2 separate regions of the Homo sapiens genome follow, and region 2 is linked to region 1. A link is an interaction called in ENCODE POLR2A ChIA-PET data of the cell type or tissue named here. Cell type or tissue: Caco-2. All regions are shown on one strand. Links, peaks and the distances in the headings refer to the core of each region. The heading gives the core; the rest is flanking DNA. Region 1 has its middle 70 kb from the start of USP25. Region 2 overlaps USP25 (ubiquitin specific peptidase 25).

Evidence for each region. Peaks named below come from ENCODE experiments on the same cell type or tissue, not always from the same donor. Only the 100,000 strongest peaks of a DNase experiment are listed, where the experiment ranks them.
Region 2: POLR2A ChIA-PET joins it to region 1 with 6 read pairs; 2 of 35 experiments call an interaction of 5 or more read pairs at or near these places.

The regions. Positions count from the first base shown.
Region 1 is chr21:15,658,351-15,661,278 of GRCh38, reverse strand. No RefSeq gene overlaps it. Among named protein-coding and RNA genes, the nearest start is that of USP25, 70 kb to the left of the region's middle. In Caco-2, for the core only: no CTCF peak of the experiment used is centred there; a DNase peak (open chromatin) is centred at 1,348; H3K4me3 peaks cover 366 bases.
Region 2 is chr21:15,773,499-15,776,426 of GRCh38, reverse strand. All of the region lies in intron 3 of USP25 (ubiquitin specific peptidase 25), which reads right to left. Among named protein-coding and RNA genes, the nearest start is that of USP25, 45 kb to the right of the region's middle. In Caco-2, for the core only: no CTCF peak of the experiment used is centred there; no DNase peak of the experiment used is centred there.

The DNA of each region.
Region 1 (2,928 bases), core at 259-2,758:
TTGGTACTAGTCTACCTTGGCATTAAAAAAATTTTTCTTAAATGAATAGAGTCCTTAACTTGAAATGGGTCCCCAAAACTTAAATGGTTGAGATGTCAGATTTTAAAAAATCTAGAAATGGTAATATTTCATTGGCAAAATGGTTAATGTTTTATACTGTGACACCACACAAAATTATTTCCAGTTTGGAATGACAAATGAAGATATGAGAGATTAAATTTAAAAGATTTTTAAAAACTAAGAGAGCAAAGAATGGCGGAAAAATTCTGCAATTTACCCCTCTTTGTGGTAGCAGCAATGTAGCATTTAGGGAGAGGTGAGAGGTTGGGGGAGGTCAGATACTTTGGTTTGATTTATCATGTCAACCTCAAATAATCAGATTCAGAAAATACCATCACGTACAGAGTTTCTCTGAGCCAAAGCTTGAGGGTGGCCACTAGGCACAGAATTAAGTGCCCTGAATATACACTTTGATTAGCAGCAGTTACATGTGGGTTTTTAAGGGGGAAAAGGAGGCAACTTCTATGTTGTTTACCAAGAATTTACATTAAAATAACATAAGCTATTGATTGGCTGTACATTATTCTTTGTATCACAAACTCCAAGAACATGAACATAAGCAGCTAGCTGGGAATAAGATGCCTTTAAACATTTGTCCCCTGGGCATGGATGACTTGTATGAACTCATGTCTCTCCAAGCCTGATAAAGTTTGCGTACTTTACATATCTGACTGCTCTGAGCTATTTTTCTTTTCTCAGATTATTCTATTTTAATAATAGCAGGAGCGAACAATTTTGCATGTTTTGTCATTCAGTATCTCAGATAGTGTGAGACCTACTCTACACAAATTATCTAATTTAATCCCTGCAACCACTCTATGAAAGCAAGTACTACTGTAATCATTTTACCACGCATTTTAAATGTTGGGAAATTTGTCCGAGACCCCACTGCTCATAGTTTGTGAAACTGGGGAAAAGAAATAAGCTTTGACCGAGGAGCTGAGGAGTTAAACAGTCTCTTCTGGAGCTGCACTCCTAATTATACTGCTATTACTACAGCAAGTGAAAAGAGAAGGAATTATCTTGTTAATTTGACAGCTAAGAACTTGTATGCATTTGAGCATTAAAAGAAAATTCATAGTATCATAGGAAAACCATTTAAATCTGTTTGTGGTAACATTCCAAACAAACATCCTCATTTAGTGTGCTAAACTGGAAAGTGGTTTAAAAAGAAGCCTCTGTGTACTTTGCAAAGGGTAACTCTGCCAATGATTAACAGTCACCACTGTGATCACTGCCATAAAATAACTTGATGAGGCCTGTTGCTAGGTCTTTGAACATTCCTGATCTCAGTTAAGGATGGCAGGTTTCAGGCAGTGGAATAGTGTGGGTGGGGCTGGGATCAAGAAATTCCCTGTATGGAAAGATTTGAAAACAGCAATAAAACTCACTAAAGTCAGTCTGCTTTTTATTATCACCAGGCATCAGCAGACTCTAAGCAATACCATGGTAAAATACTCCTGCCAGAAAAAGATCTCTAAATTCTAAAAGATCGTTGTAGTAACTGTTGGGTTTTAATAACATGGATGTGAGCTTCCCATTGGCAATGTTTTATTACTTAACCTTTGATGAATGTTATATTCTATATGAAAGTTACTTTGGAATATTCTTTGGATAGATTTGCCTCTCCCTAAACACACACACACACACACACACACACACACACACACACACACTGGTGGGTGCAGTTCTCTCTCTAACTACCATGGTAACACATATTCTTCTATTTAAACAGTGGATCAAAATAAATAATGGCAGCACATTGTAAACACGAAGAAACAGAACTTGACTTACTTCAATTCTATCATTCTTTGTGACAACTTACAGTTTTACTTGTATTTAAATATTAAAACAGTGAAAAACTATGAACTGCACATTGTAATATACAGTTGCATTATTTGGTAAGTACCTATTTTAGTTAATATGAAATATTTTACTTAATCTAACTATTTTTTTAGTTTGAACTTTTATTTTTATTTTCAGTAAATAAACGGTAATTTTAAAATGTCAAATTAGACTTTCCCACTCAAGGGGAGAGAATAGAGCACTTCTACTCCTGACATTTAAGTCATTTTTAAAATTTTTAATTTTTGTGGGTACATAGTAGTTGCATATATTCCTGGGGTATATGAGATATTTTGATACAGACATACAATGTGTAATAAACACATCAGGGTAAACGGGGCATCCATCACCTCAAGCATTTATCCTTTGTGTTACAAACAAGTCAATTATACTTTTAGTTATTATTTCAGGTACAATTAACTTATTATTGACTATAGTCACCCTGTTGTGCTGTCAAATGCTAGATCTGATTTATTCTTTGTAATCATTTTTGCATCCCTTAACCACAAATAATGTTATTAATATTAAAATGTGTTCCTTTTAATTGCTTAGTTATTTTAAAAACAAAAAACAAATCAAGAAAACAGAACCTGCAATGTTATTATTTACTACAGTTATCCTTTGTTTCTAAAAATATATTAATACAATTCACAGTATTAATTCATTGCCCTTGCTCCTTTTTATGCTGTCATTTTGGTGGGTTTTAAAAAATGATGTCTTCAAATGAAGTCCAATAAATTAAAAAATTTCACTGTCTGCATTTTTTTACAGCTATTGTTATGGGCTAAGAATCCCATTTTTTTAATAAAAAACTCAAATTTTACAGATATGTAAGGTGCTCTGTGGAACACTAAGAAGCTGGACTTCTTGGTTTCTTGATAGCTGGGAACACATCATAAGTATCCTTTTATCTATTTCCTTAGTAAAATAGTTAAGAAATACAATACCGCCCATCTTTTTGGAATTTACAATGACATCAGAGTTGGTAAACATGTACAAATGATTATCATAAAATGAAGGATC
Region 2 (2,928 bases), core at 340-2,839, 120 kb before region 1:
ACACGTTCTCCAAATAGTAGCTTGTAAGAAGATTTAAAATATGAGAAAGAATACCTGATCATGGAAGGAAGTGGTGGTGTTTTTTTTAATGTCTTTAGAGAGTATAATAAAACCTCACAAAAGTGTATTAAGTAGGGCCCCCCAAAAATACAGGCAAGTAAAATGTGAAAGATTTATATAGCATAGTAATTGAAATGGTGAATCACTTTACAGGCAACAGCAGGCCAAAGGTTTTACAAGTCTGGTTACAAAATCCAAGTCCACCCAGACCACAGCTGAAGATGAGTGTAACCCAGAACTGAACATTCATAAACACTGATGAAGCAGTGAGGATTAAAAAGGTATGGAATGCCTCATAAAAATGAAAGCTATCTTGGTTATTAAAATGGCTAGAACTTAGGTCTAAGTAGAGAAAGGATAATGAAAAGTGGAAAAAATTTGAAAATCACAGAGAAGCAGAAAAACAGGGTTTAGGTGTGTGATTAATTAGCGGTCAGATTCCATTAACTCGTTCTCTTAAGTTTACTTTCTTCAATTATAGAAACTAAACATAAAAAAAAACAGAAAAACTATCTTCCTTATTCACTGGCAGTTAGGGTTTTGGATGAAACTTAGGCCTCATCCATTAGAATGCACTAACACGAGACATGGAAGGCAGAGTGCAGCGGGGGCGGGGGGGGGGGGGGGTGGCAACCATTATCCTGTTGCCTTTGGCTGTTTTCTCTAGCTTGATTGAAAAGATTTAAGTTGTTCCACAGTATTCCAGGCTCCAATTTCCAGCTTTAAGAATGTCAAGAGATGGAATATAAGCGGCAACTAGACTTTGCATTCCAATTTCCAGGCATAGCTCAGAGGCAGTACCTAATCCTGGCTTCCTGTTTCCTGGGCTGCAGCTATAGAAGTATGTTCTTGAACTCAGTAGTCCAAGAGGCCGCTTTCCTAATTGTGACAGAAGTAGCCGCTTCCCTGACTGGTCGCTTCCCTGACTGGTCAGTCCTGCAATGATGTGGGAGTCATTTCAGAAGTCTGAGCTAGAGCTTTCCTCCAGTCCTTCCAGTGATTTTTTAAAGAACCTAATCCCCTGTATTAAATTCCTTATTTGAAAATTTCTAGAATGTTTACTGTATCATGACTGACAAGTAAAACAAATGGGCTATAGCCGAAACTAATTTAAAAATAGCAACAACTTACACTTACAGCTTTTCCTAATTCATCAATTGTAATTCAAGCAACAAAAAAGCAAAAAACAAGATGTTTTTTCCCCAAATATATTTTATAAATGAAATCACTGAAATTCTGAGAAATGAAGCACATCATAAGACGCGAGAATGGTGCACAGGCTTCAAAATTTAAGTCTTCTAACTCTTAAATCCAGTGGTCTTTCTGCCTTACTAGCAGTTCTTCAAATATGGTCCATTGATCCTTGGGGTCCCCAGGGCCCCTTTGAAAAAAGGGAGGAAAGTCCTTAAATAAAAAAATAATACTACTCAGATATTATTTGCCTTTTGTACTGTAGCCACATTTGCACCAATGATGCAAAACGATATTGAATAAAACTGCTGCATCTTAGCACAAATCAAGGCAGCAGCACCAAGTTGCATAATTCATTGTATTAGTCACAAATATACACACTCACTGTTTTAAACAGAAGCCAAGCCAGTTTCTTTTAGAATTATGTTCTTGGCGAAAAGATTAAACCTAATTTTATTAAACCTCAAACCTTGATTTATGTTTAATTCTAACATAAGAAGTACACATAAAGTACTTCTGCGATATATCCAGAGTATGCTGTTGCTAACAACTAGTGTAAAATGAGTTACAAGCTAAACTGATTTTTCCCATGGAATGCAATTTTTATTTAAAAGAAAAACTAACAAACTACAAACTAGAATTATTCAGACTTCAGTATTTGGCAGATGTTGTCTGGAAAAAAAAAAGTGAGCCTGTTGCTTTAAGGAAAACAAATGTATCTGTTGACAATGATTAATATGGAATTTTCAAGCAAAAATCTAAACTTTGAAAAACTTGTTTCTACCACTGTGAGCTTGATATCTTCTCAATACTTAAAGGCTTGTATATGAGTGGTGATATTAACAAATTCAACTTTTTCTTATAGTAGACATTCTTCAAGCATTTAAAAAGAAATCTTTTCAAATTACCAATGCACAGTGTTACAAACTCATGCATGGGTAAAAGATCCATCCAAAAAGCAAGAAACACTAATGGATTTTAATGCAACATAACATGAAAAGGTTGTTGATACCACCATAGAATAACTGATGTGATTTCGAATTCCACATTGCAACTAATCTTTAAGAAATTACCATCTGTTAAGTTTGGGTATAGCATTAAAAAGAATATCCATTATTATCTGATTATCAGTTAAAATACTCCTCCCTTTTCTAAATTATTATCTGGGTAAAGCCAGATTTTCTTCACAAACTTCAACCAAAACAACTTATTGCAATAGAATGCAAACCTTCAGAAGCACATTGGAGACTCTAGTTCTCCTCTAATATGGCAGACATTCAAGACTTGCAACAATGTAAAGCAACGTAATCTTCTAACCATTTTGTTTCAGCAAATGTGTTTTTCATAAAATATGTTATTCAAACATAATAGACTGACATTTTAATATGAACTAATAGCCTAAGCTTTTCTCCGTTTTAATTTCTAAAATAGTAAATTTTATGTACCCAAAAGCTCTGAGGTTCTCAATAATTTTTATGAGTGTAAAGGGGTCCTGAGAGCAAAAATAACAAGAATCACCATCTACTCCATGTTCTTAGACATGTTTTTTATGAAACAAATCATAATTGAAAATGGTTTTCTTTGGTTTTTACAATGTCATTCAAAATTTTTTGAAATAACTGGCAAAAGATAAAGATTAGGAGATTGTATGTGTACAATAATAGGTATTACTTCCCT